Linked DNA regions of Homo sapiens: region 1 is linked to region 2. Evidence: chromatin loops called from intact Hi-C (ENCODE). Cell type or tissue: endothelial cell of umbilical vein. All regions are shown on one strand. Each heading gives the region's core, and the rest is flanking DNA. Links, peaks and the distances in the headings are about the cores only. Region 1 overlaps CCDC178 (coiled-coil domain containing 178). Region 2 overlaps CCDC178 (coiled-coil domain containing 178).

Evidence for each region. Peaks named below come from ENCODE experiments on the same cell type or tissue, not always from the same donor. Only the 100,000 strongest peaks of a DNase experiment are listed, where the experiment ranks them.
Region 1: a loop joins it to region 2, with 3 times the contacts of the local background. A loop is called at or near these places in 2 of 110 quality-filtered maps.

The regions. Positions count from the first base shown.
Region 1 is chr18:33,196,697-33,205,046 of GRCh38, forward strand. The region is part of intron 20 of CCDC178 (coiled-coil domain containing 178); the gene reads right to left. Among named protein-coding and RNA genes, the nearest start is that of CCDC178, 240 kb to the right of the region's middle. In endothelial cell of umbilical vein, for the core only: a CTCF peak has its summit at 5,108 (motif pointing left); a DNase peak (open chromatin) is centred at 5,075; H3K4me3 peaks cover 205 bases.
Region 2 is chr18:33,010,669-33,019,018 of GRCh38, forward strand. The region is part of intron 21 of CCDC178 (coiled-coil domain containing 178); the gene reads right to left. Among named protein-coding and RNA genes, the nearest start is that of KLHL14, 240 kb to the left of the region's middle. In endothelial cell of umbilical vein, for the core only: no CTCF peak of the experiment used is centred there; a DNase peak (open chromatin) is centred at 3,593; H3K27ac peaks cover 1,940 bases.

The DNA.
Region 1 (8,350 bases), core at 228-8,227, 190 kb after region 2:
GTGCAAATTATGGTACTACATTTTATTACCTCATAACTTCTGATAATATTTCCAGCACAACATACATCACCTGCCTGTCTCCCATCATAGAGGTAATAGTTATGGTGTTGTGAGAGGAACCTGCTGAAATGGGGAGTTTTTTGTTGTTGTTCTATGTGCCTGAGTAAAGTGCCCCTTGTAAAGGTAAGCCTGATTTACTAATGAACATTTTGAGAAGGACTTGATATATTGCTTGCATTCTGTCTACCTTTTAACTTCAGAAGTCACTTGATCACAAAGTTTTGGGCCTTTATTGGGCCTTAATTCCCCTTGATTTATCTTAATTTTTTCATTTCATTTTAATTTTTTTGAGACAGGGTGTCACTCTGTTACCCAGGTTGGAGCGCAGTGGTGCTATCATAGCTGTCTGCAGTGTTGATTTCCTGGGCTCAAGCGATTCTCCTGCCTCAACCGCCTGAGTAGCTGAGATTACAGGTGTGTGCCACTATTCTTGGCTAATTTTTAAAAATTTCCATAATGCTGAGGGTTCACTATGTTGCTTCGGCTGGTCTCAAACTCCTAGACTCAAGCGATCCTCATGCCTTAGCCTCTCCAGGTGATGAGATTGCAGGTGCGAGCCACCGCATCCAGCCACTTGATCTTAGTACCCAAAGAACAATGACAAACGCAAGGGCATCTGGGCACTTGTAGGGAGTGGTAATAATATCCTACTGCTTTATTGTTTACTGAGGGCTTTCAGGATATTTGTGTGTAGTGGGGTAGTGGGGGTTAGTAGAAGGGGGACCCATTATAATTCCAGGTGTGAAACTTAAAAGCTGAGTGATTATGAGAAAGTCTTGTTTAATATCTCTAAGTTTAAGCTTTCCAACTGCAACTGTAAAATTAAAAAAATGAAACCTTTGTGGCCTACCACACTGGATTGCTTTATCAAAAAAAAAAAAAAATACTTATGCTCGAACCCTGAAAGATCAACTTAGAATTGCCAAAGCTGGGAAAAGAAGGATCCTTTATCTTAAAGTTGTTCTATTTCAGAATTCAACTCTAAACTTATGGGAAATAATGCAGAGATTTGAATCAAAAGCTAAAACTATTTCTACTAATTTTTTTTGCTTTGTACATTCATTGTCTTTTTCCATAAAGTGTGTTTCACATTATAAAAATCAACAAAGGTTATTGAAAAACATTTTCATTATTCTATATAGTACTGAAAATGAACATGACACTGTACAATAGTTTATATATTCCATTTCCTTTCTCTTTATAGCCTATTTCATTTTCTCTCAAACTGTTATTATTATCATGACACCCAAATTTGAGATATGCAGCTCCCTCAGGAAGTCAGGTATACATGTTCTCTATAAGCAAATAAATCAGACAGTGGGAGGGCTACCTGGGTAATGTTAACAATACTCCCCACAGGACACTGCAAGTCATATTTGTGATATTTGTCAGAGCATCAGGGCCACATTCAAAAATCCTAACTTTAACAGGGAACACTTGGTGCTGTTACTTCTATGGAAAACCACTGATAACTCACTAAAGACAAAGTAAGAGCTAGCTTGCCTCTCTCTGTCTCTCTCTCTCTATCTATCTCCCTATCTCTACCTCTCCTAAAAGGCTTAAACAAATAGAAATGAACTAGAAACGTATAGTAACTAAAAACAATTTCCTGGCTCTGGTGGAACACTTTAGGCTAAGATCTATGCTTATGAACATTATAATCCTGTAGCTATCTCATTTATGCAACATTAAATTCATTTTTTATGAAAGCAGGACAAGGTGACCTTCTTGAAGGTAAGAACTCTCAAGTAAAATTCATACTATTTAAAGGAAGGTGGACAGGACAACTGGAGGTCTTTTTAATTATATGAACAACCAAGATTTAAAAATATCTTATGCTATGTTTAGCAATGCTTAGCCCATTTTATGCGATTTGTAAAAATTCTTGATGATAGACACTGATATATAAATATATACTTATAATAACTTAATATTTTGTCGATGCCTTTAGTAATGGTATAGGTGAGGCAATACCTATCAAGTCTTGGTAGTCCCAGTAACTCGCTTTCTCTCCTTGAAAACTTTTCTGATAAAAGAAACGGTGGCAATGTTTAGAAGTTGCATTTTAACACTGTCCCTCTTTCTTGTTTCTGTCTGTGGTTAACAAAGCATATTAAAATGATGTTTATTATTCTGTCTCCTCTGTAAGGCTAATATGCTTCTCAGAGTTAAGGGATGTGCTTTACTGCAACAATCCTCAGTATCTAGAATAGTGTATTTAATGTAGCAGGAACTCAATATATATTCATTAATTGAACTAACAATTACCCCAGTCTAAACCCTTCCAATGTGAACTTTGGAGGTGCCATTTCTCGGTAAACAAGCTTAGCTATATTTTATCCTTATTTCAGAATACTAGATACAACTGTTTGTATTAATTAAACCTGGGTCTGAATTACAGACTGCTACTTTATTAGGGACCCATATACTAGAAGGTTTAATTGCAGTTAGTGTATACCTAGTTGTCCATTATTGCTTCCAAACCATTATTCCTCCATGCTTATGTGAAAATACTCCTGTTATGAATTTATATAGATTAAATAATAAAATACTCTGCCTTCTCTCACCTATTGCCCTGCCACTCAATGGTCTCCTGGTCATTTTCCACACTAAAGCAAAGGCTTTGGCCCATGGTACTCAGTCTTCTCTTCCTGTCTATCTCTTGTTCCACCTATCATACTCTTTTACTTCAGTATCTATTGTGATGACTTATCCAACATTTTAATCTTAGAATTTATGGGATTACTCAAATCAAGTTAACTTCAATTACACATTCCATTAACCATTCATACCCATGGACACCATTCTAACTTGTTGTCATCTGGAATGATGCCACCTCTGAAGTTTCAAACTCCTATACTTCGTTTTTTAATTACAACCTCTGAGTCTTTTGTTGCCGCTATTCTTACTCCCTTTTCCATCTCATAATCACCCAACCAGGGCTGTGTCTTGATATTTCTTCTCCAAGGTTCCTGTATTATTAAAGATTTCCTGAAGCCTCTGATGCAATGCATATGCTTATAATTTCTGCAACCGTATTCTGTTAACTGAATTTCAGATTCAGTTAACAGATTTCAACTGGGCACTGTACTCAGCTCCTCCAAAGATACTTTACATTTGATTGAATCCAGTTCCAAATCTATTCCTCAATTTATAGTTTCTGGTTTTGGATACCGACACCACAACTCTCCTGTTGTCAAAGTCAGAAACCTGATATATATATATTTGGACAATTCCTCTCACCATCAGCACCCAAAGACTCAACAAGTTCTGTCTACATTAACTCAAAAAAATCTGGAATTCACTCTTTCATCTCACTAGAACTTCATAATTTCACTTCTAAATTCTTCATTGGTATAGCTTCATCAAATATCGTTTTTCTGTCTCCAACTTATTACATGTAATCAATGACAGTGAACCATGTTTATGTCATGGAATGCATAGAAAAAGAAATTTTCACTTCATTGCACTGGGGTAATGGGACAAGGTTCTTTGATGGGAGAGGCTTCTAAGCCTAATCTCGAGCCATCCTTAGGCCATTCCCAACAACTCTAAGTGCTGACAAGATTAATGTTTCAGTCTACCAATAGCCTGTTAGTGCAACACTAATGCGAAACAGCAGTCCAGCGGAAACATCTGCGAAGTTTAGTGCGATGTTTTTCAGCTGGAAGTGTAGCTTTGTTACCCTTCTGGTCAATTATTCATAACCTAGCACACAAACTCCTTAGTATGACATTCAGAGCCTTCATGACATGGTTCTTACCTCTATGTAGGACCTTTCTCCCTGCCTCTGATCTACAAACGCTATAAACCAACTGCAGTTCCCTAAATGCATGCTGATTTTCGACACTTGTATGTCTTTCCTCCTAATGTTTTCACTACTTGAAGTATTCTTTTCTTGGCTGTCTTGTTCCCACTTTCCAAGATTTAGTTCTGCAATACTCATCTTCGCAAGTTTTTTTCAGATTTCCTGCAAGCCCCTCTTCCAGGTTCTAGAGAACTCTGTGCTTAATTCAAGAAAAGTACTTGTTACACCTTATTTTAATTGGCTTGTGCCTGTTTTTTTCACCTTTGCTTAGGGGGGCTAATTAAAAGCAGGTGTTGCCTTTGTAATACGCTCAGAATCTCACACAGATTCTGACAACACATGACTTCAAAATGAACAAATACATCGATGAATGAATGAACAAAAATCAATATAGTTTATCTTTTCCAAAGTAAACTGAAATATAAATTTTACTTTTTCACTTATTTAAGGAGTTGCGTCACTTCATTTGGACTTCCATTCAGCAAATGTTGATAATTTATTGTGTCCTAGACATTGTGACAGACCCTGGAAGGCTCACAGGAGTGAGGTATTATTCTGTACTTCAAAGCATTCACCAAGTGAAATGCAAACCAAATATTTAAGCAAATCCTGCATCACACAACATATAATACAATCTCTCCCTCAATCCTGTCTCTTTCCCTTTTGCTGAAAAATATTTATTTCCGGTATTTAAAAGTTGCAAACAAATAAATTAAAACATTTACATTCCTTGATTACTAAAGCCCTTGAAAAAGTATTTCAAAGCTTCCCCTTTCCATGTACTTGCCCCTTTCATCTTTACATTTGATCTTCTGCCTTCACCAATGGACTGATGCCACTCTTTTTATCAGTGATGCTCTCCCTAATGGCAAAGTTAAGAATATATAACTCAACACTTTGGCAATGTTTGGCACTTTTGAGCCCCTGTGGAGCTGAAACTCAAACCTCTGGACTGATGCGAATGTCTCTGGGTTAAAAGAACAGGCTCTGCCAGCCTGGAGCACAGACTTCAGAGGCGGGGCTTCAGTTGGCTGGCTCTGATGTCTTTGATGTGGGATGTGAAAAAATCAGTTCTGCAAGCGTTGCAAAAGCCGTGGGTTGTATTAAGGTGAAGCTGTGGGAAGGAACTGCTGCTCCCTAGGAAGACGCTGACAAGAGCCACAAACAGACAGGAAGCTAAAGGAAGCAAGCAGTAAGGAACAAGTTTCTTTTTTCTCCTTAAATTTTCCAGTCTCCCTCTAGTGCCCCCTATTGGCAAAGCCTAACTTAGAGCCCGGTGACAAAGGAGAAACGTTGCAGAGCCCCCAACCGGTTTACCAAACTGAATAGAAAAGAGCTGAGAAACAATAATGTATTGAGTAACATATCCAGATTCTGTCTTCAAATATTTTCTACTTTATTTCAAGGTTTTTATGTGTTCCCCTGGTTTCAACTATCAACGCAGTGGCTGACTCCCAGATCTTATACTCCATTCTTACTCCTTATCCCAAACTCTACCTCTGCAAGGTGAATTACTGGGTACATATTTCCACTTAAATAGTCTCTACTGGCCGGGCGCGGTGGTTCACGCCTGTAATCCCAGCACTTTGGGAGGCCGAGGCAGGCGATCAAGAGGTCAAGAGATCGAGACCATCCTGGTCAACATGGTGAAACCCCGTCTCTACTAAAAATACAAAAATTAGCTGGGCGTGGTGGTGCGCACCTGTAATTCCAGGTACTCGGGACGCTGAGGCAGAAGAATCGCTTGAGCCCGGTGGGGCGGGGGTTGCAGTGAGCCGAGATCGCGCCACTGCACTCCAGCCTGGCAACAGAGCAAGACTCCATCTTAAAAAAAAAAAAAAAAAAAAAAAAAAAAAAAAGGATCTACTATGTTAAAAACAGGTCATCTTTTAAGAAAATTCAGTCGTCAAAAGTTCTTTGTACTGAAAATGCCAGCAAAGCTGTTACCAGTCAACCAGGATGGCACCACCTCTTACCTTCTAATGTTTTCTTCACATGACACACGATTTGGCATTGGGCTCTGTGGGGTCTACATCCGCATTCCTATTCCATCAGTGCCTCATCACTTCTCTGACGACCAAATCACTTTTTTGTGACTTTTATCTGCAACTAGTGCCTACATTTCATTTCAGTTCATCCTGTATGATGCTCTCTAATTGATCTTGCTATACAGCTCATCTCTGAGCACATTACACTCCACAAAAAGTTTTCATGTCTCCCCCTGCAAATTAAGTGTAAACTTTTCACTGAGTCCTCACAATATATTCTTTACCTGTATTCTCAGCCTTATCTCTTATTGTGTATCACATTACTAATATAAAAGCACACTTAGATGGAAATTCCTAAATAACCATTTTTGTATAGTTTCCTAATCATTTTTATAGGACATATTTTTAATGTTGAATAGTAGTAGATCATAGCATATATTCTTTTAGGAGGTTTTGAAAACATTGCAAAATTTCCATCTGGAAGGAATGGACAAATTCACATTTCCAATGCGGCTATTGTAACTCTGGATATTAGCATAATTTCCTCTTTTCCTATATTAAGGTATATCATTGTTGTATTAATTCAAGTCCTGAGATTATCAGAAATATTTATCAATTTAATATACATATTTGCTCTTATGAACTGAATTTTCATAGTTTCTGGAATATTTTGTATTGCTTTTTCATTTATAGACACTCAATAAATTAAAGATATTAGGTGCCACATATTTTGCAACTATTTTTCTTTTTCCAATGAGTCATCTGCCTTTTAACTTTGTTTTTAAGTTTGCTTTCCTGTCACATAATTTTTCTTTTTTATTAGGCATTATCTTCATCTTAACTTATGCAGTAAATTATAACTGCATTTGCCTTTCTTGTCTCTGCTTTATTGATATGCCTAGTAACTCGTTCACAAGCCAAGATAATTTACATAGTCATTGATTATTTTAGTAATATAATGACTTCATTATCTTATTATTATTACTGTTATTATTAACTTTACAAGTAGGAAATAAAGACGTTATTATTTCCACTCTCGTTCTCTGAACCAGCAGTCTCAGTGATTCTTAACCCAGTAGCCTCAGTCAATCTTTTCAAACATAAGTCAGGACTTACCACTCCTCTGCTCAAAACCTGAAATATTTCTCCATTTCATTCTAAGTAAATGTCAAATTCCTTAAAAGGGTTCACATTATCTCTCTAGCCTCACCTATCATCCTCCTCATTGCTCCCTCTGCCCTACATTAGTTGGTGGCCTTACTGTTTCTTGAACATATAGGCATGCTGCCAACTGAATAGTTTGTCTCTGGAATGTTCTTCTCTCAAATGTCTATAAGACTAACTATGATAGCTCTTTTAAGACTCTATCCAACGTGGATTTTCAATGAGGTCTATGTAAGAGTTAGGGGAAGCTAACTTCTTGAACAAATAACCTCAAAATCCCAGTGGCTTCAGAGTTGACACTAATGTGAAGGACACAAATAGAGATCTCCCTGAGCATGACAAAGGAAAACAAAAGATTTTTAATTATATAGAAAACAGAAAACAAAATATAGTCCAGGAATAGTGGTATCAAATTTTAAAAGTCAAAGCAAATGCAATGTAAATAATAGTGAAAGACAAAAATAGAACAAAAGTTTCCCAAACTCGAACTAAAAAACCCTGAGTTCAAGATTAAATATTTCATATTTATTTGAGCAAAATGAAAAATTATTAATTTAAAATATACAAAGGCAACTTTTTGATATTGTAAATGAACAAAAATAGGAATGAAAGGTTATCTTTAAAGGCAATAAAAAAATACCTTCAGGGTTTCTCTCAACCAAACAAAATACCAATAAACGAATGAGCAAAATCTGTAGTTTTTGAAAAGAAATAATAATGACAACAATAGAACTGTTAATGTGATGTCCACTTATTTTGTACCAAAAACTGTTTTAAGTGCTCATGTTTACATGTTTAATTCTCACTAGAAGTCTCGAAGGCACATCTTGTAATTATTTTCTTTTACAGTTAAGGACTGAGATTGTGACATTAAAAAATTTATATACCACCATTTGTTGTTCATGAGTAAAGACAACTTGGAAAATGTATAAACTCAATTGCCTACTGGAAAGAAATCCCAAAATGTGTGGCTTGATCAACTAAGAGATGTATTGATATTAAAATCACTGAAGTGGGAGAGGTTATAGTTAAAAGAATTCTTAACAAATATGAAAATCCATTTACTATGTAGAATATTATAAAAATAATTATTGAAGATATGGTTACAAAATTAAATGCAAAAGACTAAACACTTTCTGAAAGTGGAAATTTACATGGTAAAAACAATAACAGCATGTTAATGATAAGAAAGCCATAATTCTTAGCACAATTAATTATGACCAGGAAACAAGGAGGGAGAAAGGATAACAGAAGAAAAGGGGCCAAATTGTTCATATTGTTGGAGTAAGGTAAAAGTTTTGATTTATGACTTTGATAATTAATACAAAAT
Region 2 (8,350 bases), core at 272-8,271:
GTCCAACTTAACTTTCATACCAAAAGGACCATAAATGTAGTTCTCTGTCCTTTGCTCTAAAGAATTAATTTTAAGGTATGCATATTTTTTTCTTTAAGGGCTTAAGCCTAAATTAAATCACCAAGAGCCTCAATAAAGTAATATTAAAGTTGAACAGAAATCCACAAGAGCAAGACAATTTGGAGGTAGGTTAAAATTCCTTTCTTGCTCTTCAACCTTAAATCAGAGTGCTGTGTTAAGGTATTGTAATGATCTAAGACAGTGTGTCATCTTTCACGCCAGGCAGCATATGTTACAATTCCTGAATTAGAGAACAGCTATTCCCCCAAATTATTATTTTAACTACATAGTCATTCTCAGTTTGGATTTAGGTCAGGCACCAAAAGTTACTCTATAGTCTTGGGAATGAATATCATAACCCTCAGCTCACAGCATAATCGTCAAAGCCTCATCCAGAAATGCATTATAGAACACACAGAAAATTTAAAAAAGATTTTGATTACTGCTTAATATAGAGAAATGAATGTGTTTATCTTTATAAATAGCACTTGTATACAAGTGGCTCAAATGTGGTAAAACAGCCACAACAGTCCCAATATAAGTTGCAAAATCAAACATTCAGGCATGAGAAGTCTTTTTCTTAAGTTATTTTCAAGCTTCATCCTTTTTTCTGCAATAACTAAAGCAAAGCCACAGTAGCTGCAGCCATTTGCATCTGAGGAAGAGATGTTTTGCTTTGGTGATATAGTTAATGAGTCTAAAAATATTCAGTATAATAATTCTGTCAAAGCCCCCACAGTCTCCTCAATGAGCGGAAGCCTGCAGGATTCCAATGGGGAGCCGAGTAATGAGCTCTCAGCATTCGCTCCCACACCGTCCAGGCGAAATATACTCAGGCCTCTATGGTTCCACATCATTAGCAACATGAAACAAAGACACATGCTTGACTTTAATAAGCGACTAAAGTTGCTGGCTTACTAGTCTGTTACTGCACGTAAACTCTGTTTCAGTATTTCAAAACAGCTCCTTGCAAAGAGAAAGCAGGAAGGGTTTTGGCAAACAGGCTTAACTTAACGTGGCAAATGATTGAGCAGAATGCAAAAAAAAAAAAAAAAAAAAAAAAAAAAAAAAAAAAAAAAAGGACACAGGAAGTGATGAGTCTCCTGGGCTCATTGCAGACTACAGTTTCCCTGTTGGAGATGATGGTTACGGTGGGCTGCAGTGATCGGGCTATAGGCATATGTGACTGAGTTTTAGTTGATTTTCTTGCAAGACAGGAAGTGAACAAGCTTATTTCCCACTGGGAAAGGTTCAGACATGATTAACTTGGGCATGATCAAATAGGTCAATAATATGACAATGAATTTCTATCACAATAATTAAGTGGGGAAATTTGTGTGATTTGTTCTTCTTGTTCTTCACATACCAATAATGCATTAGCATGGATTCATTTAGTTTCTTTCATTAGATAAAGTCACATAGCTACAATTTAAGATAGTGAGGGCTCAATTTGAATACTTAAATGTTATTTCTGCAAAACATTATATTATTTTCCTGTATTTTATTTTTAGCACAGGCTTTTGCATGCCAGCATTGAAGAAGTGATCTGAAATTTGTTTCTACATGCATACTAATTATTTCAAGGGTGATATTCCCATATATCAGGCTTTATGAATATCAATCACCAGGATAAAGTAAGAATTATTGTAGAGAATGACATAGGTAGAGATAAATGCATCACTTTGGGATATTAGGATTCAGAATATTTTACATGTATATGATTTTTGCCAGCTATTAAAATATTTCAACTTTACCTTAAATAAAAAGTTCCTATATATAATCCCCAAATCTTGGCATTGGAAGAGAACTCAGAAATCATAAAAGGTGCTAATCCAGTCCATGCAGTGCCTCATTTTACAGCGCTCCCCTAAAATATTTTTCTTAACATTAATATAAAACCAGAGAATCATCTTATGGCTTTAAATAATTGAACATTGGAACTTAAATTGTAGATGGTTTCCACTGTCTTCTTTTAAATTTCATATTTTAGTTTTATGCTTATAATCAAGATAATCTTCAACCTTTTTTCGCCATATGATACAATTTCCCCATAATATTGGAAACTAGACATTTTTAAAGTATGCCTTTAGCAAATAGGAATAAAAAATGATTGAGTCCAGCAGCAGCCCAGTGGCTTATCAAGGATGACTTTAAAACCACCCATTTTCTTTGGTTATGGTTATGCAACTGTTTCTTACACAAGGATACAATGAAATATTATATTTTGCAAATATCAGCCTATGCTCTAAACAGTAGTTAGAGCAAACTTGTTTATAAGAGAATGGAGGGAAATTTGGCATAATTTACATAATTAATTTTTAGTGAATCCATATATTTCAATAACACATTTTTCCTTTTATAGGATTTCACTTATAATCTCCTAAATAAACCAATCTAGAATACTTTTATGAGGCTTAATTTTACTCCCACCAAGCTTTAGTTTCTCCTCCTTTTGAAAAATGAGACAAATTTCCTAATTTTAGTGTTTTCACATTTCTTTCACCTGCTTCACAGCTTCTCTCCAGTAACTAACTTTAGTTCCTTAATCATATAGATACATTCTTTCAGGATCCAGGACTGTTTTGCTGGGTATGGACACTATCAGTCTTAAGGGATTTGGGCCCTCTTGTTACTATTTACCTTTTCCAAGTTTATGATTAATCTCCTTGGTGAAGAAAATAAAAGTAAAATAAAAGTTCATCAGTATTTACTTCTACTTATCTTTGGCTTTGGGTACTCAAAGTGGTGAACCATTTTTTAAATGCATTCCATTTTATACTAAGAAGGCTATCTTGGCACATATAATTTTATGACATAAGGCTATGATTTATTTTTATATTTACTATATTTTAAGTTATAAGAAGTATGTAAGCCAAAATATAAATTTTTTCTTGTAACTAAAAAATGATGTCATTTGCTCTGCCTTCAGTGCGGAAATAGAGTATGAGCTTTGAAAGGGATAATTTCACTCAAGAAGTGGACATGGATGAAAGGTATTTCACTTAAGTGTCAATATTGCACTTTCCCAAGAAAAATCCAGGGAAGACTATATATATGCATACAAAGATCTTGCCAATGTTATAACCACTCCTATTTAGACAATCTTGTTCACATCAAGGTACACTGTGTAAAAGATCATGACTTATTTTAAAAATTCATGTTTGCGGAGAAGCAGTTCTAAAATGGTGGAATAAGGAGCTCCGAAAATATGCCCCTTCATGAAAGCAAAATTTGTCAAAAATCGACCTTGACTTGACAGAACTCTGAAAATTAACCAACATCCTTGCCCACAGTCTGAAAAGTATTCAAGGAAAACAGCTGAATTTCTGTAAAAATTGTAAGCTTTGTAATGCTCTAGCTTGCTCTATTCCCATTCTCCTACTTCAACTCCTCGTAAACCTGGAAAACCAACAGCCTTAATACCACAATAACTGTGAGAACCAATTTCTAGTAAACACAGGATGCAGCGGAATGAGTGTGGTGTTCTTGTCACTATTTGATCTGCCCAGAAACTCCCTGGAAAAATCCCATATGCAGGGCTTATCTTTATTTGACAAGACTCATAGTTTAATCAGTGTAAACAAGCGCATGCTTAGAGCGTTTGTTTAGTACAATCAGTAGGAACTGTTTGATACCACAGTTTCCTGAAGAAGTGACACCTATTGGGGCTAGCAAGAGGCTAACTGAAAAACTTAAAAGGAAAAACTGGAAAAAGAAATGTCTTTAAAGGGTCTTTGAAAATCTCTGACAAAGCACTAGCAATCTAAAAGGCACACCTATGTGTAGGGCAGTTTACATTCTCAGAAAAGACACGACAATGTTCCACTTTCTTACTGCTGTTTTTTCTAGAGGACCTGTATAAGCAGGAAGTAAAGGAAAAGACATAATTATAACCTACTATATTGTTTTATGTATGTATAACACACACACACAGAGTCCACTGACAACATCTGGGAGACTTATTGGCTCAGGTCATTTAAAAAATATTTGTCAAATTACTAGTCTGTTTGGGGAGAAGCTTCAGTAGCTGCTCATAATAAAGAAGACAGACTTTATAGAATTGGTCCAGGAAAATCACAAAACAAGGCACAGCAGTAGCAGCAACAACAGCAATAACAAATAACAAGAACAAAAAACCCTGGGGAGAAAAAATTCGATTTCCAGAGTTGCCAAATTATATTAATTGAAATGTCTAGTTTTGAGCAACAATAAAAAAGTATAAAACATGGAAAGAAACAGGAAAGAGGCTGGGTGTGGTGGCTCACACCTGTAATCCCAGCACTTTGGGAGGCCGAGGCGTGCAGATCACTTGAAATCAGGAGTTTGAGACCAGCCTGGCCAACATGGTGAAACCTCATCTCTACCAAAAATACAAAAATTAGCCGGGTGTAGTGGTGGGTGCCTGTAATCCCAGCTACTTGGGAGGCTGAGGCAGGAGAATCTCTTTAACTCAGGAGGCAGAGGCTGCAGTGAGCCAAGATCATGCCACTGCACTCCAGCCTGGGTGACAGAGCAAGATTCTGTTTCAAAAGAAGAAAAAAAAAAAAAAGGAAAAAAGAAAAAGAAAGTCTCACGCCTGTAATCTCAGCACTTTGGGAGGCCAAGGCGGGGCAGATCACGAGGTCAGGAGACCGAGACCATCCTGGCTAACACGGTGAAACCCCGTCTCTATTAAAAATACAAACACTTAGCCGGGCGTGGTGGCAGATGCCTGTAGTCCCACCTACTCGGGAGGCTGAGGCAGGAGAATGGCGTGAACCTGGGAGGCGGAGCTTGCAGTGAGCCGAGATCGCACCACTGCACTCTAGCCTGAGAGACAGTGCGAGACTCCGTCTCAAAAACAACAACAACAACAAACAACAACAACAAAAACAGGAAACCATGGCTAATTGGGGAAAATATGGTAAATAGAAAAAAAAAAAATCCAAAAAGCCCAGATGTTGGATTTACTAGGCAAAAATTTGAAATCAGTTATTATAAATATGTTCAAAGAACCAAAGAAATCTAACTTAAAGAACTGAAGGAATTATATGTATGGTGTACAACTAGAAACAATCAATAAGAAAATCAAAATTATAAAAAAGGACCAAATAAAAATGCTGGAGTTAAAAAGTATAATGACTAAAATAAAAGCATTCCCTGGAGGGGCTCAACAACAGACTTTTAGTGGCATAGGATAGAATCAGTAAACTTGAAATAGGTCATTTGAGATTCTTCAGTTAGAATAGAAAGAGAATGAACAAAGAAAAGTTAACAGAGCCTCTGAGAGTTGTGGGGAAAAACTTCCAAATTTGGAGGAAAAACATTAATCTACACATTCAAGAAGTTTGGTAACCTCTAAATATAATAATCTCAAATTTCCGTATATAGAAATATCATAGTCAAACTTCTGAAAGACAAAGAGAAAAAAAGTAAATCATGTACCAGAGATTCTCAAAAATATAAATAGCTGACTTACCATTAGAAATCATGAAGGCCTGAATAATGATATATATTAAGTATTGAAAAAATACTGTCAACTAAGAATTCTATATATGGTTAAACTATCTTTCAAAAATGAAGGAGAAGTTAAGACATTCCCAGATCAGCAAAAAACAAAAACAAAAACAAAACAGATTTTGTTTGTTTTGGCTAGCAGATCTGCTCTAAAGAGTGCTCCTCAGACTAAAATGAAAAAATATTAGGCAAGAAATCAAATCCACATTATGAAAAAAAAGCATCAGCAAAGGTATCTACACAGATAGATATAAATTGCCATAAAAATGTATTTTTGTTGGTAACTCTTTTCTTCTTTTCATGAATTTAAAAGACAATTGAATAAAGAAATAATTATTAATTTTGTTGCTGGGCTTATAATGTAGAAAAATGTCATTTGTATGACAGTAACAGAGAAAAAAGGGAGGGGGATCAGAGCTTTATTGGGGTCAAGTTTTTGAATACTATTAAAGTTAGTATTAATTGATATTAGATTGTTATAAGCAAAGATGTTACTTGTATTCCCCAGTGTAACCACTAACAAATTAACTCAAAACACATATAAAAGAAACAGCAAAGGAATTAAAATGGCACACTGGAAAATATATACTTAACATAGAGAATGAAGCAATAAAATAATAGAAGTACAGAAAATAAAAACATTTAGAAAAACTTAGCAAAATGACAGATGCAGAAAAAACATTTGGCAATGCTTAATGAAAAGTACTTGATGTGACAGGAATAGAAGGGAACTTCTCAATTTGGTAAGGACTATTGACAAAAATCCCTATAGCTAACATTATATTCAATAGTAAATATATATTTTCCTCTATGGTCAAGAAAAAGACAATAAATATGTGAATACAACTATTCAACATTTTACTATCAGTTTTACATGGAGAAATTAGGCTGGAAAAGAAATAAAAGTCATTCAGTTTGGAAAGGAAGAATGTAAACTATATTTACAGATGATATATGACATGCTTTTATATATAGAAAATCTTAAAAAATCAGTAAAAAAATATTAGAACCAATGAATGGGTTCTGCAAGATTGAAGGGTACAAGATCAATGAACAAAAATCAATTATGTTCTATACACTATCAACAAATAATCCCCAAATACCATCATTCCAACAAAATAGCATCAAAAGAATAAAATACTTTGAAATAAATTAAACAAAAGAAGTGTAATACTTGTGGTCTAAAAGTATGAATACTGTTGAAACTAATTAAAGAAGGCCTAGTAAATGGAAAGACATCTATATGTTCAAAGATCAGAAGACTTAATATTGTTAACATGGCAATACTTCCGAAATTCATCTACAGGTTTAAAATAATCCCAATAAAAAGTCAAGTTACATAATTTGGGAGAAATTGAGAAGTATATTCTAAAATTCATGTGGAAATACAAAGGATTCAGAAGAACCAAAACGATCTAACAAAAGAACAAAGTTGGAGGACTCACACTTCTGGATTTCAAAACTTGCTACAAAGTTACAAATAATCAAGACAGTGGTAGTGATATAAGTATAGAAACACAGAAGAATGGAATAGAATTGAAAGTCCAGAAATATGCATAGAAAATGGACTCAAATGGATCATAGACATAAATGTAAAAACTAAACTATAAAACCCTCAGATGAAAATCTTCGTAATTTTGGATTAGTCATGAACCTCTTAGACATGATACCAAAAGCACAAGCTACAGAAGAAAAAAAAAGATAGATTGAAACTCAAGATAAATTAAAAACATTTGTGCTTTAAAGGAAACCATTAAGAAAGTGAAAATATAACCAAAGGAATCAGACAAACTACTTGAAAACCTTATAGCTGATGAAGGACTTTTGTCCTTAGAATACGCAAGGAACTCTAACAAGTCAATAAAAAGGCAAATAACTCAATTTTAAAAGGAACAACATATTTGAATAGACGTTTATCCAAAGAAGATATATAAATGACTAATAAGCACAGGTAATGATGCTAAACATTATTAGTCATTTGAGAAATCAAAACCAAAATGGAATACCACTTCATACTCACTGGAATGGTTAAAAACCAATCAACCAAACAACAAAAAAGCAGAAAATAAAAACTGCTGACCAGATGTGGAGAAAGTGGAACTGTTATACATGTTGGTGGGAAAACATTCTGGCAGCTCCTCAAAATGTTAAACATATAGTTACTATATAACTCAGCAATTTTACTCTGAGGTACACATTCAAGAGAAGTGTAAAGGTATGTCCACCCAAACTTTCACAATACCCTCAAAGTAGAAACAACCCAAATGCCCATCAAGTGATGAATGAATAAACAAAATATGGTATAGTCATATGAAGAAATGTTCAACAAACAAAAAGCTGAAATACTGGTACAAGCTCAATGAACCTTTAAAGCATTATGCCTTAAAGCATTAAGAAAGAAGCCAGTGACGAAAGGCTATATCTACATACACTATGATTCCATTTATATTAAATGTGCAGAATAGGCAAATCTATAGACACAGAATAGATTAGAAGTTACAGCAACTGAAATAGGAGGGAATGTGTCTCCACTGCTATTAAGTATGGAACTTCTTTTTGGGGTGATGACATTTTCAAAGTTAGTGGTGATGGTTGTACAAATCTGTGAATATAAAAAAAATCATGGAAATGTATACTTTAAGTGGGTGAGTTTTATGATTTGTGAATTATATATCAATAAGGCTGTTACAAAAATTCCCTGTTTGCAATATAAATAACCAGAGCTGGTATAATACTACATTTCTGATTTTATGAGATACTTCTCTACCAATAAAACATCTTGTTCATATAGAGG